2 separate regions of the Homo sapiens genome follow, and region 2 is linked to region 1. A link is an interaction called in ENCODE POLR2A ChIA-PET data of the cell type or tissue named here. Cell type or tissue: PC-9. All regions are shown on one strand. Links, peaks and the distances in the headings refer to the core of each region. The heading gives the core; the rest is flanking DNA. Region 1 overlaps PPP1R13B (protein phosphatase 1 regulatory subunit 13B). Region 2 has its middle 34 kb from the start of ATP5MJ.

Evidence for each region. Peaks named below come from ENCODE experiments on the same cell type or tissue, not always from the same donor. Only the 100,000 strongest peaks of a DNase experiment are listed, where the experiment ranks them.
Region 2: POLR2A ChIA-PET joins it to region 1 with 8 read pairs; 3 of 35 experiments call an interaction of 5 or more read pairs at or near these places.

What each region holds. Positions count from the first base shown.
Region 1 is chr14:103,742,077-103,747,076 of GRCh38, forward strand. PPP1R13B (protein phosphatase 1 regulatory subunit 13B) reads right to left here. Exons shown (of 17, transcript NM_015316.3): 9 at 4,297-4,477; 10 at 578-747; 11 at 1-215. Among named protein-coding and RNA genes, the nearest start is that of ZFYVE21, 29 kb to the left of the region's middle. RefSeq lists an enhancer at 940-1,721. In PC-9, for the core only: no CTCF peak of the experiment used is centred there; no DNase peak of the experiment used is centred there.
Region 2 is chr14:103,882,976-103,892,615 of GRCh38, forward strand. No RefSeq gene overlaps it. Among named protein-coding and RNA genes, the nearest start is that of ATP5MJ, 34 kb to the right of the region's middle. In PC-9, for the core only: no CTCF peak of the experiment used is centred there; DNase peaks (open chromatin) are centred at 5,416 and 6,406.

The DNA.
Region 1 (5,000 bases), core at 1-5,000:
GGCTGGGGGGTGCTGCCTGTGGCGGGCAGCAGGGTGGGCCTCTGTCGACTTGGCAGGCCTGCACTGGGCCTGGGCAAGCTGCCTTCCTTCCTCCTTTCCAGGGAGCTTGTCGACCCAGGACCCAGAGGTGTAGGACTTGGGTATGTCCCATAGCTTGGAGGCAGCTGCTTGCCTACACCCGGGATGGGAGGTGGCACTTTACCAATCTCGATGCCCTAAGTTTAGGTGTTAAGAAGAAAAACAAAGTCACCCTTTGAACAGTTAAGAATATTTCCACCCACATTCCCAAGAGAATACACAGTAGAATTTGTAATCCGTCAAATTGGCTGTGACCAGGACTTGGGGCACACTGTTGAGCTCATTGCCTGTCTGCAAAAGTTCTGACCGAAAGGTGTGTGTACTCGTGGGCTGCTCAGGCTCTTAGGGCCCAGTAACCCTCTAGGACTTTGGGTGTTGTCTGGACAATAACAGGATTAACTTGCCTCCTGACAAGTCATACCCTTTAGCTTAGTACTAAGGCAGAAGAGAGCCCTGTTGAAGAGCCCGCTTGTGTTCTGTGGTAAAGACACAGGCCTACCGGCTTCTCCGTGGGTCCCAGTGCTGAGAAGGGCACAGGCTGGCTGGAGACAGTGCCCTGCTTGACAGACCCCTCCACGCTCGGATCCTTCCAGTCTGCACCGGCCACCTGCACTGGTTTCACGGAAGAGCTAGAATTCTGTTTTAATGTTGGCCAGTTTCCATCATTAGCTTGAAAAGAACACAGAACTTACGTAAAACTTTTCTCAATGTAGTTGAACCAACCTAAGAATAACACTCTGCCAGAAACAAAAACAGCACTGGGACATCCCATTCTGATGCAGATCCATTAACCGAGTGGTCAACCACCAGCCACATGCACAACTGCTGATCTCCTCCAGCACCCACAGACCCGTGCACAAGACCAAGGGACGGGCTCTGCTGGCAGCTCACTGCCAACGCCCAAATCGCCTCAAGTGTTACCAGAGACTCACGCCAAACCAAGGCTCCACTGGTGTGGGCCTGGGGCTGCACCCTATTTTAACACAGGTCAAATCCATTGCATCAGCACCACCAAACAAAATAAGCACTGGCCCTTACTTTTGAAACACTATTTATGAATACAATTACATAGAGCAATAAAAAAGATTTATCTTTTGACTTCATAATAGGTTTGACCTGTAGTACTTTAATTATTGAGATAAAAATTTCTGCCCTCTAAGGTAACTTATGATCACAGGAGGCCCGTGCAGGTTCCCACTGATTTGCGTAGCAGGAGGAGCAGGCTATCATTCTGTTGCAGTGATTAGAAAGCTGGTCATCAACCCCAAGTTTTCAGGAAAGCCACTGAAATGACAGGTTCTTTACAGAGTATTTTCCAAACTGAAAAAGGGTGCAGAAGTATCCCCTTGTAACACAAGGCCCCTCACAGTGGCCGAAAGTCCATTATAACACAGGCTCCTGGTTCTCTTTTACAGGAACAGGTGCTGAACTGAACTAAAGTGTTCAACGCTTCCAGCGCCATCAGCAATATGGGACAGACAGAAATCAGAGGGACTCTTTTAGGCCCTCCTGGCAGGAACAGCACATCCCCTTCCCTTATCCCATCTGCCAGCACAGGCAGGAGGGGATAACTAAGTAGCAGCAGGAAAATCAGTGGTCCTCACAACAACGTCTGAGCCAGAACTCCGGACTCATAGCACATGACGAGGAAGCTTCCCGGCTGCGCTCTGAGCGCCTGGGCAACACAGGGCCCATCAGCCGCAGCCTCACACGGCTTGCTCCTAAGCCAAACTGACCCGATGCAGCCGCACCGCAACCCCAGCTGCATACACTGCTGGGCTGTGAAGTTATGATGCAGGCTCCAGGCAGCGGCTTCTGAGACAGCTCTAGTCAAGCCCCGTGGGTCCTGGCGAGGCATTCCAAGGCCCCTGGACCAACTGCCATCTTGCTCCACGTGGCCTGGAGGATGTGTGGCCAGAAACCTGCAGCCTCCCCAAGGACAGGGCCTGTGGTCTCAGGGTCACAGGGAATGTGGCTGTCCAGGTGCTTCAGAAACCACCCAGCAACAACAGGAAGTTTTATGGAAATCAGCCATAGTGGGGACTAAAAAGCAATTTTCTCCTTTCTTCAGAAGAAGGCAAGAGGTACAGAAGGAAAATCATTTTATAGAGGAACAATTATCTTTTAGTATGATTGTAAAACTAAAAGCCTCATAATAAACTCAGAAATATCTTAATTTTGTAAAAACAAACAAAAAACCCTCCAAAACAAAACCCGCGCTACGCCAGCATCTGTCCCTTGGTGTCACACTCTTTCTAAGGATGGGAGGGTACACGTGGCCCCACCCAGACTCCATACCTGTCTGTTGAAGAAAGGGACAAATTACGTTTGTGTGGCATCTTTTTCAAATCTAGATGTGATGAGCAGACCTTTGTCAGTTTGGAAAAACAAGTGACAGGTGATTTTGTACATATTAAAGAGGACGCAGCTTCCCACTAAGCTTGTCAGCCAACATACGGTTTACAAATGGGCTTGCAGAGGGCCGCGAGGAGCCATAATTAGGCCCGACGTCGAGGTCTGACACTGTCCATGAGCTGGTCACTCTGGGTTTACTGTGGCCATCTGTGTGACACAGAACCAGGACAGCCAACAGCAAGGGATTAGAGTCCCTGCCAGGAGGCTTCACAGCCCAGCTCCACCTCTGGGCTGAGCTGCTGCCCCGACTCTGAAGGTGAGCACAGGTTCCCCGTGTCCATGACTTTCATCCACAGCAGAGGCTAGGACCAGGGCTTCGTGAAGGCATCTCCTTGCTGCAACCCCTTGAGGCAGCACAGCAGACACCAACAAGGACGGGACACAGGAGACATTTCTCACCTTGGGGAGTTTCTCAAAGGAAGTCAGCAGAGAAGTAGCTGGCTGTGCTAATTACCTCCCACTGGAAACAGACAAATATCTACTCCTACCACAGGGTGGTTCAAACTATAAATAACAGCTTAGCAGAGCAACCTGCAGTTAGGGGTTCATGCCAACCCCACACTTTATGTGGCTGCTGAGACACGGCCGTAAGGGATCTGAGTGGGGGCTTGTGGCTCACAAGTGCTGGTGATGCTCTTCTCTTTCGGAGTTCATAACAAGACCCAAGCTCCCCAGTGGGGGCAACAGATGTGTCGCTGTCCCTCCTGGGGGCCAGGCAAGAGAAAATGAAGCAAACAAAGATGAGCACAAATCCACCACAATCCCGAAAAAGGGGCTCGAAACACAGGCCTGATGGCCAGAGAGTAACAGTACTGTTTTCATAAACGAAGGAATGTTTCAATACATCAGGACAGGGATTCCTGATGCTGTGTGTTTCAGGGAAATGTGTCAACCTCAGTCATAAAGAAAGTCTTATTGCAAGGAAGCCCCAACACTTTTAATGCACTGGTTGAGAAACAGACTCTCCATGAACAGCTTGCCCTCTGCTTGGCAGGGGCACCACCCATGGACTACACTAGAGGTCCAAGTCCATCACACAGCACCATTGTGAGGTCAAGACCAAACCAACGATGTGTGGACTTTGATCAATGAGGACAGAGCGCTGTTTGTAGGGGCAGCCCCTCCACTTGGCTGGCTGTAGCCGAGTTGTGGTGAGGCATCCATGCCGGGCCTCAGTGTCCTCAGAGTAAATAAACCTGCAGTAAGAGAGGACACTCGTGGGTCAGTTTTTTTTGTTTTGTTTTGTTTTGTTTTTTTTGAGATGAAGTTTCACTCTTGTTGCCCAGGCTGAAGCACAGTGGCACGATCTCACTGCAACCTCCGCCTCCCAGGTTCAAGTGATTCTCCCGCTTCAGCCTCCTGAGTAGCTGGGATTACAGGTGCACGCCACCACGCCCGGCTAATTTTCGTAGTTTTAGTAAAGACAGGGTTTCACCATGTTGGCCAGGCTGGTCTTGAACTCCTGACCTCAGGTGATCCACCCGCCTTGGCCTCCCAAAGTGCTGGGATTACAGGCGTGAGCCACTGCACCCGGCCCATGGATCAGAGTTTTAATTAATCATTTGTGTTTTGAAAAGCCACACAGTAGAGACCTCTAGTTCAGTAAAAATAACTTGTTTTCCTTTTAGGATTGTTACCACAGGGGAACACAGCTCTCCAAGCGCCTCACGGGGAGACTGAGCCTGGAGTCTGACGATGTGTGGGGCAGAGCCTCAGGAGCCTGCCCCACCCCCCGCCCCTCCACCGCAGGCCCCATTCCCTGCTCACAAACTCTCCCCCAGGAAGAGGGCCAGGACCACTCACCGGATTTGGATCTTCCATGAGCAGCATTTGAGGCAATACTGAGAGACTGGGGCTTTATAGGGTCCCCCAGCACAGGAAAGCTTCCGGCACTGGGAACCTGGATATAAGGCCCCACAGCAGCGACCCTGCCCGATGTGCTCAGAGGGGACTGTGGTGATGACGTGCCATTCACACGGTTCAGCTACAAATTGGGAAGAAATGAGAGTCAAGATTCTCCTACATTCAAAGAAGTCCTAAGCTTAGTGCAAGAGACTGCCAGCTCGGACAGAAAGCACTCACTCAGTGGTTGGTTTTTAGGAAGCCTGTCATCTGGAAAGATCAGCATCTAGAAGGGGAGACTGTGGAGAAGGAACTGTAGCTTCCTATGAGCAATTCTCCGACAACACCCACCCATCTGGAGCTGTACACATGAGGAGCTGATGTGAGGGCAGAGCAACTTCCCCGTGATCCACATGCAGCTTCCCTCTTACTCAGGATACTCTTCCTCCCTTGAGTGGGCACAGAGACACTGGTCAAATCCTGGGCTCTGAGCCTGGCTTCAAATCCCCTCTGTGACTTACTCGCTGTGCTGCTTCGGGCAGGTGACTCAGCCTCTGTGCTCACACCCGTGGAGTCGGGATAAGGGCTGTAGCCGGTACTGTCTAAGCCACGTGGGGCACAGTGAGCACGTAAGGCTCTGACTCCCAGCAATGGGCCCAGTTCCC
Region 2 (9,640 bases), core at 2,721-7,720, 140 kb after region 1:
CCCTGCACGCAAGGTAGTCCCTGGACACCACAAAGACCAACCGGCTCCAGCCCGGTCCCAGGGAGCTTGTCTCAGAGACCGGCAGGCAGGGCAGGCCCGCTTCAGAAGCTGCCCTGACGGGACATTGCGCTTGTCGAGGCGACACAGACAGACCTGATGCAGCCCCTGCCGCTGCTCTGCGACCCAGTTCCCTGAGCTTGGCTTCTCTCAGCTGTGGACAGGGATAAGAATCAGGGCACCTGCCTCAAGGGTGGCTGTGAGGGTGAGATGGCGCAGCCCAGGTGCCCGGACATAGTCAGCACTTGGGAAGGTGCCCTGGGTGTGCCCCAGGTGCATAGTGCACACAGGGTGGGGATGAGGGGCTCCCACAGGTCTGGAAGATTTCCTGGGTCTGCACTGGGTGGCCTGGGCTGACACGTGGGCAAGAGCACCCTGGCCTGCAGGGCACAGGATGTACAGAAACTCCAAGGCCAGGGGGATGGTGAGAGGCTGTCCCACTACAGGGCCTGGAGAGCCGCTGTGGTCTGGGAGGGACAGCGTGCCAGACTTTCCTCCTGGGAGTCTCCTGGCCTCCTGCTGTCTGTCATGACCGGGAGCCTCCCGGCCTCCTGCTGTCTGTCATGACCGGGAGCCTCCCGGCCTCCTGCTGTCTGTCATGACCGGGAGCCTCCCGGCCTCCTGCTGTCTGTCATGACCGGGAGCCTCCCGGCCTCCTGCTGTCTGTCATGACTGGGAGCCTCCCGGCCTCCTGCTGTCTGTCATGACCTCCTCTGGCTCCCAGAAGGCCTGGGCTAGTTCATTTCCCCTCAAGATTCCCAAGCCAAGGGTGATGGTGTATGCCTGTAGTCCCAGCTACTCTGGGGCTGAGTCAGGAGGATCACCTGAGCCCAGGAGTTTGAGTCCTGAGGAACATCTCTGAAAAAAAAAAATTAATTAAATTAGAAAACGATTCTCCCAGCACTTTGGGAGGCTGAGGCGGGCAGATCACTTGAGGTCAGGAGTTTGTGACTAGCCTGGCTAACAGTGAAACCCCGTATCTACCAAAAATGCAAAAATTAGCCAGGCGTATTGGTGTACGCCAGCTACTCCAGAGGCTGAGGCAGGTGGATCACCTGAGGTCAGGAGTTCGAGACCAGCTTGGCCAACATGGTGAAACCCTGTCTCTACTAAAATACAAAAATTAGCCAGGCATGGCGGTGCATGTCTGTAATCCCAGCTACTCCTTAGGTTGAGACAGGAGAATAGCTTGAAACCGGGAGGTGGAGTTTGCAGTGAGCTGAGATCATGCTACTGCATTCCAGCCTGGGTGACAGAGCGAGACTCCATCTCAAAAATAAAACAAAATAAAATTAAAATTAAAAAAGAGTCTCAAGATGCCCCCAAAGGACTTGGCAAGTGCCTAGTAATGAGGGCTCTGTAAATGTCCGTTTGAGAATCTATCTCGTCTCAAGATTCTCCTCACTCTCCTTCTCCCCGCACTGCTCCAGCGATGCATGAGCTTGGTCCTTGAAGTTTTTTCTTTTTTTCTTTTCTTGTTTGTTTGTTTTTGAGACAGGGTCTTGGTGTGTTGCCCAGGCTGGAGGGCAGTGGCACCATCTTGGCTCACTGCAGCCTCGACCTACCAGGCTCAAGTGATTCTCCCACCTCAGCCTCTTGAGTAGCTGGGACCACAGGTGCACACCACCACACCTGGCTAATTTTTGTATTTTTGTAGAGACAGGGACTCGTTATGTTTCCCAGGCTGGTCTCAAACTCCTGGGCTCAAGCGATCCTCCTGCCTCAAAAGTACTGGGATTACTACTCAGCCTCCTAAAGTACTGGGATTGCAGGCGTGAGCCACCATGCCTAGCTGGGTTTCTTTACAGAAGAGGGAAGTGAGGTTTAGGGAGGAAAGAGTTTGCCCAGAGTCCCACAGCTGGTCCAAAGCCTGTCCCAAAGCCCATTGTTCTCCCATGGGGCAGCCCCGGTTCTGCCATAATTGCTGTGTGTCCCTGGGTTAATCATTTTCCCTCTCTGGGCCTCCATTTCCCCATCTGCAAAACGATGATGTCTGAGGCCCCTTCTGGCTTGGATGGCTCCACAGTGGACTTTCCTGCCTGGTGGCTGTGGCGGCTCCTGAGGAGGGGGCCCTGGCCTCGCAGGGAGGCCAGTCACCAGCTTCGCTACGAGATCCAGCATGCCAGCCCCAAGCCGGATGCCCTTCATATGGATCCTCGACCACCAAATGCTGCAAACTCTTCATGTTACCGTCCCTTCTCCAGGCTCTGGTTAGAGAACCAGCATTCAGAAAAGCTGATCCAGGACTCCCAGGAAGCACAGTGGGGGGCACCCTGGCCTCTACTCCCCTATCCTTTAAGTAGACTCTGCCCCAGCCTGATGAGGTTTTATCAGGGGACCTAACGGGGACCAAAGAAGGGGCTGGTCTTGGCTCCATCCACGGCCACTAAGGATGGCCCCTTCTCATACCATCTCCCAAATTCCTGTGGCCCAGAGTCCCCCCCATGCCTGCTCCCTGCCAGCTGTCAGGGAGCCTGGGGGAGGTCTCCCTCCGATGGTCCCTCCAGCAAACTCCTGCATGCTCAGGAGCGTCCTTGTCCTCCCACAGCCGAGGTCAGGGCCGGTGGTGCTGACCTCGAAAGTGGCCATGGCCATGCCGCCTCTGCTGGCCTGCTCCAGCGGGCGAGTGCCCCACCCTCGCCTGCAGCCCCAAGGTTCCTGCATGCGGGTGCCTACCTGTGAGAGGGCAGAGGGCAGACCAAGGGCATGGCTCAGCCTGGAGGTGGGAGACTCTGATGGCAGCCACCACAGGGGACCACAACGGCAGGGTAGAGCCCACTGTGGGGGCTCCTAGCCCCTACCCTTCTCCAGGAATGTCCCTGACATGGAGTGGCCCAAGTCTGGACCGGGTCATCCTGTCCCACGGGCTTCAGCCGATTGGTCCCCCAGTGGGCCCTGACTCTAGTTGAGGGTCAGACTCTCCTCCTGAAGCCTGATGGGCCAGGGAGGAGCCCCCGGTTTGTGGGGTAGGTATGAGGAAGGGCCGTAACTGCATTGATGGCAAAATGAATATGTTAAGAGTCCACATACAAACCTTTTCTTCAACCTAAAAGTCCATTTTCTCCTGATTTTAGAATAAGTGAAATCATTTCCATGAGCTTCCTGAAATATCACCAGCCCCGGCACTGAGCTGGCTGTGCCTCAGGGAGACATTGACCTGCCTAGAGGTGGCCCCAGTTTCAAGGCTGCAGACTGGAAGGGTGGGCTCCCCTTTCACCTGGAGACACTCCACCTCCTTCCAGGAGAGTCTTCTTTTTGCCTGAGTTGCGCCCGAACTGGTGTCTGAGTGCTGGTGGCCGAAAGAACTGATAGCCACCGTCCCCCCACGGCTGTGACCTGTGAACCCCGCGGGGCCGTATCAGTTTTCACTGCCGCAGCAGGAACGCATTTCACAATTCACCGAGATTCCCCCCAAGTGAGAGAGACGCGATCCCTGCTTCTGTGGATCCACAGCCAGGGGCGCCAGAGATAAAGCTCAGAATTGTTCTTTTTAAAGAAAACCAGGCCAGGCAAGGTGTTGCACACCCACAGTCCCAGCTACTCGGGAGGCTGAGGCGGGAGAATCGCTTGAGCCCAGGATTCCTGTTTGAGGCTGTGGTGCTCTGATCGTGCCTGTGAACAGCTTCTGCACTCCAGCCTGGGCAACACAGCGAGACCCTGTCTCTAGTGAAAACAAACAAACAAACAAACAAAAAAGCGAGGCAGTCTCCTCTTGATTCCTCCAGCCCACTCCTTCCTCCTCTCTGGTTCCTCTGGGTCTGGCAGGATGCCGTGTGACAGAATGCATCTGGGGGTGGGAAGTGTGGGGTGCAAGACAGACAGACATGTGGGCAGTGGCTGCGGCTAAGCAGAGGCATCCCCAAGGCCGCCCTGCAGCAGAAGGACCCTCTCTGGGGAGGTGTGTAGGAGCCCCCCATTTCATGGTTCTGCCCAGAAAGTGGGATCAGGCTTGGGTGAGAAGCCAGGCCCCATAGAGCCCCTCAGCCTTTACCTAGAACCGGAAAAGAAGCAGGAAGTATGGATGTAAGAATAGACACTCCAGCCAGGCTGAGCAGGACCGGGGGCGGCAGCACCACGCCTTCCATCTGCCTGGAGGCTTGAGGGTGGGCTTCCGCAGGTCCAAGCCCAGCCTGGCTGCCCCCTGCCTCCCTCCCCTTTGCTCTCTGGGTACCTCTGGGCCACCAAGGTGTCTGGGCTGGACACTGTGGAGGGGGCACTGGGATTCTCTGGGGAGAGGGGGGCCAGCCAGGCACCGACTGACAGAGCTGAAACTGGCCCAGTGAGGCGGAGTGGGGGTTGGGGGACCCGGACCCCACACTCTCACCACAGGCCAGGCATCTCCTCTGCCTGGGAGCCAACAGATGGGACCTTGAGGAGCCTGAAGTCAAGGCCCATGAGACTTCCCAGCCAGGAGGGCGTGAGCACACTGTCCGCACCTGAGCCTCCACCTGTCGTGACAGGTACTGCCAGGGCCATGAGACGAAAGCTCAGAGCTCCTGGTGGGAGCTCGGTCTCCCGCCCCATCCAGCTGGAGGGTGGATGGTGCCTTCTCACCTCTGCCCCCTCATCTACCCAGACACGCTGTGCCCTCCTCAGCTGCCTCTGACCTCTAACTTTTCCCTGCCAGGCAGGTGAGACCAAAGGCCTCAAAGGGGCTCATGAATGCCCTCCAGGCCTGGCACCTGCTGTGCACCCACCCTGGCTGCTGCCCTCCCTCCTCTCACCGTCTGGTGGGGCCTCCGGCTCTCCTCCCTCTCCCCTCAGCTCGGGCTGAGCCTGGCCGACCCAAAGGACACTGGGCTCAGAGTTAGGAGACTGGCAGTGCGTTCTGGCCGCCCTGCTGACTAGGCCATCAGGGCCCCTCTGGAGCCTCCATGAGAGAATGGGGTTGGGGGGACCTAGCTGTGCAAACTGTAAAGAGCCACACCCTGCAGGAAGGTCTCTAGGAGGCAGCAGCAGAAACTCCCCAAGCTCCTGCAGGATGGCCCCCGGTGATGTTTGTCTCCTTTTTTCTTTTTGAGACCATGTCTTCCTCTGTCACCCAGGCTGGAGTGCAGTGCCGTGATTTGCAACCTCGACCTCCTGGGCTCAGGTGATCCTCCCAGCTCAGCCTCCTGAGTAGCTGGGACCACAGGTGTGTGCTATCATGCCCGGGTAATTTTTATATTTTTTGGTCTCACTATGTTGCCCAGGCTGGTCTCAAACTCCTGGGCTCAAGTGATCCTCCTGCCTCAGCCTCCCAAAGTGTTGGATTAGAGGCATGAGCCACCTTGCACGTTTGCCTCCTGACCTCAGGTCCCCACGGAGTTGGTCATCTTCTGGGCCTCGCTCAGCCGGTGCTGAAGGTGAGTCATGCTCGATGATGACCTGAGGAGCAGAAGAAGGTGCAGGTGAGTCACCTGAGGGGAACTGGGTCATGACCAGAGCTGTCACCGCTAGGCCAGAGCACAAGAGTGACATCACAGCCAGTGGTCTCCTGGCAGGGACAGGAAGCACCTGCCATGCTTCCCAGCGGCCGTCCCTCTGTCCACCGTCTGTTCCCCGGGGCCTATGCTGGGCCTCACGGCTGAGAGGCAGAGGGGCTGAGGCCCAAGTTCAGGCTCATGGGAATTGCGGGCACAGAGCAGGAGGCAGGGCCATGCCTGGAGCCTCCCTCACCAAAAGCCTCCACTATAAGCCTTTACCACCTTCCAGTGAGTTACACGTGGGGTTCTCAAGTGAAAGGCTGCACTGTGAAATGTAAACTTCCAGGCAGATCATGGTGTTTGATTTGACACGCCCTCCCCGTCTTCTTTTTTTTTTTTTTCCATGACGGAGTCTCGCTCTGTCGCCCAGGCTGGAGCCCAGTGGCGGATCTCAGCTCACTGCAAGCTCCGCCTCCCGGGTTCACGCCATTCTCCTGCCTCAGCCTCCTGAGTAGCTGGGACTACAGGCACCCGCCGCCACGCCCAGCTGTTTTTTTTTTTTTTTGTATTTTCAGTAGAGACAGAATTTCACTGTGTTAGCCAGGATGGTCTCGATATCCTGACCTCGTGATCCGCCCACCTCAGCCTCCCAAAGTGCTGGGATTACAGGCCTGAGCCACCGCACCTGGCCTTTTTTTTTTTTTTTAAACCCAAATCCTCATACAATGCAAATATCTGTGGCATCTAAGGCTCCTGGGAAGCCCCTTAGAGGGTCCAAGCTCCCATGGCTGGGACGAGGGTGCAGGGTGCAGCCAGCCAGCCCCCCCGGGTGGCATTGTGGTAGGCCGGGCCGCAGCCTTGCAGAAGGCTGGTGGGCCCTTAGAGGCCGTGGCCCTCAATGCTCTGCCCCAGGAGAACATGACTCACCTCGTGCAGTGACCAGCTCTGCTCTGCCAGCTCCTCTGTGTACATGGGGGAAATAGGCCGCCAGTGCACACGTTGGTCTGGGACTGAGGGATCACGCATATGGCTCAGTGGGGTGCTGCCTGAGGGCCGGTCCACTCACGCCACCCAGACACCAAGGGCAGGGTGGAAGCAAGGTCTCTTTTTCCTTCCTGGCGGAGGCAGCCTCCACACGGCCTCAGCGGGGGACCTGGGGCAAAGGGCTGAGATTGGGAGAATGGGGGCCCGTACAGCCCCTGGGCAGGACAGTGCACTGCAGTGGAAGCCGAGGAGTGCATGGACTTCTTCAGGGTTCGAGGCTCGGCCGTGGGCGGAACGCCAGTGCCTGTGGTCGGGGTGGTCAGGCCTGGACACGGAGACTCTGATCTCACCGGGAGTTCCCCAAGCCCCGCCCACAGCACGATCCTATCATCTGCTGCCCGCCCCAGCTGGACCGGGGCTATTACATTATTGTTTGTAAAGCGTCCTGTTGTTATTTTCTGATTACCAAGGCGGTACATGTTCACTTAAGCACCGCGTGGGTGGTGGTATTTGCTCCAGTTGGTGGATGGGGCGGTGACTTGCCCAGTTGCAGTTCATCAGCATCAGCAGCAGTGATAGCAAAAAGGATTCAGTCGGTGTCCCTCAGACGCAGCACTGGCAGGGCCATTGGCAGAGACTCAGTGAGCCCCAGCCCCTTCCGACCTAAAGCTGACCACAAATTCGGGTATTTTCTAGACAACTGGGTGCGGCAGCCGGGACCCACCCCAGGCCAGCCTTGTTTCTCCAGCTGTCTCCTGCTGTGGGTCTGGGGATGGGGATGGAGGCGTGGACCCCAAAACTGCTCTGACTGCCTGGAGCCTCCCCAGTGATAGAGGAGGCCACTGGGAGCACAGGGCCCCTCTCCCCGACGGGAAGGCCTCTGACAGCCCATTCTAGGCGGGCTGGGCGCAAGGCTCCTCTGGGGAACCCGGAGCTCAGGCAGGAGGCCTGAAGAGTGGCTGCACTGTGACTGTTTTCCTGGCCCTGATTTTAGGGCTGACCCCTCCCCTCAACACACACCCCACCGTCTCAAATCGTAATATCCAAAGGAGCGTGGGTCACCTCAGTGCATTCTCAGGCAGTCTCACCATGGCCTGCTGATGTGGACGTCACAACCTCATTTGACAGATGAGGAAACTGAGGCTTGGGGTGGAGATGAAGTTCCTGACTCAGTCACACATTGCTAAGTGGCTGAATCTGACTTGAACCTGGTGTCATGTGATGCCAGACAGCCCCTCTGTACTGCTACATGGGCAGCAGGTCTAGGCAAGAAAGTGTCAGCAGCTGGGAGGTGGGAGGGGCGGAGGGTCTTCAGCCCGACCCTGGGCCGGGGCTCCTGTTCTCACACTGATTTGGGATGGGTGGCACAGTGGGGTGCTAGGAGCTGGGACTCTGGCTTCAGATGGCCTGCGGGTCTGAATGCAGGCTCTGCTGAATGCTAGCTGTGCGCCCGTGGGCAGGTCACTTCCCCTCTCAGTGCCTCATTTCCTCATCCTGGAAAGTGGGGAGGATGACCTTGTCTACCTCCTGAGCTGCTGTGAGATTAACTGAGCTGACGTTGCTGGTCTGTGAATGCTGGCCGTGATCCCTGGGCAGGTGGAGTAGGGTTAGCAGCGTCCACCTTGGGGCAAGGCCCACCTGGCCTGGCTCCCAGAGGCCACGCTTCCTGGCCAGGATCCTGAGAAAGGCTGCTCCCTGGCCTGCTTGGAGCTCAGCACAGAGCCTGGCACGCAGCAACACCACCCTGTGTGGCACTGGGGGCTCCTGCCTTTCTTGCCCTCTGGTTCCCACACCCACTGAGGCTGCCCGCAAGCCCTGCCTTCCCACAGGTGCATCAGGGGGAGCCTCAGGTGCCCAGTGTCCACAGTTCTCCAGCGAGTGTCTGACAGATAGGCTCTGCCCGTGAATGCCGGGATCCTGTGAGTCTGGCCTAGTTCCTACACTTGCTTTTCCTGGCCAGGCCTCAGCCAGGACCTATTTCCTAACCTTCGGCCCTGGCCTGGGCACTGGTTCCCTCCCACCTGCCAAGGACGTCTCTGGTCCTAGGCTTCCCCTGTCCATTGCTGGTGTCACTCCGGCCTGCCCAGGCAGCTTCCTCCTCTGCCCTCTAATTGGGCTCTGCACCCTCCCCAGCCTCAGCTCCTGCCACAGCTCTGCTCTCCAGGCCCTGACCCTGTGCACCCGGCACTGCTGTCTGCAGACAGCAGTTCTTCCCGGATGCTCTGGAGTCCCGCAGAGCCTGGCAGCAGGTGAGACCTCCAGGGAGGTTGCCCTGGAACTTGTTTTTCCTGGTGCCCTCCTGGAGACTGCATTCCACCGGGCCTGACATACACCTACGTTCCTCCCAGGTCTCTGGGGAGATCCTCTGGCCAAGGTGACCAGAGCTGGGGAATGTGCCCCAGTCCACGGGGGACCCTGGGAACTGCGCTTTTGGCTGGAGGCTGCACCCTAGGGCCAGGCCCAGAGCAGGGGCTTCTGGGAGCAGTTGCTGAAGGTGCCCACAGGGATGGGTGATTGTGGGCACACTTGGCTGGCTTAGAGACACCGGGGCGTTTGGGTCCAGAGGCAGGCTTGGGAAAAGTCATCGGAAAGGGGCTGGATGCTGGTCTGGGGAGGACTAACGGCAGAACCCCGAGGATGCCGCCGACAGCGCGGGCTCCGAAAGGGCAGCGGGGGTCTGGAGTTCTGATCTGAAGCTCCAGGAACACCCTGCTGGGGTGTTTCAGGTGTTTGAAAAATTCTCTAAGTTATTTGTTTTCTGTTATTTCTTCATGGTTGGGATACCAGGTTCTAGGGCCGCTTTGGTTTGGCTCTGTATTTCATTGTGTGGCTAATCAATTTCGGTCTGACACACTTTCTCTTTTGAAGAAATTATTCATCAGGGTTTGGCGTGAGGAGCACTATTGCAGGATCCTCAGGCATCTCCAAACATTGAGGCAACACTGCGGAAGTGGCTCCCAGTGCCCAGGGCTGGGGGTGAAATTCCCCTAGTCCAGCCCTCACTGCAGCTTCCTGCTGGGCTGCACGCCTCTCCAGGCCAGGGCCTGCCTCGGAGTCATCTCTGACCCAGGGTCCAGCTTGAGGCCAGCATGGAGGAGGCAGCAGCACATGCTTGTTGAATGAATAAATGACCTGGAGTGAGGTGCTGGGGAGACAGGAGTGAGGGCCCAGGCGCGGCCCTCATCGGGCTCTGA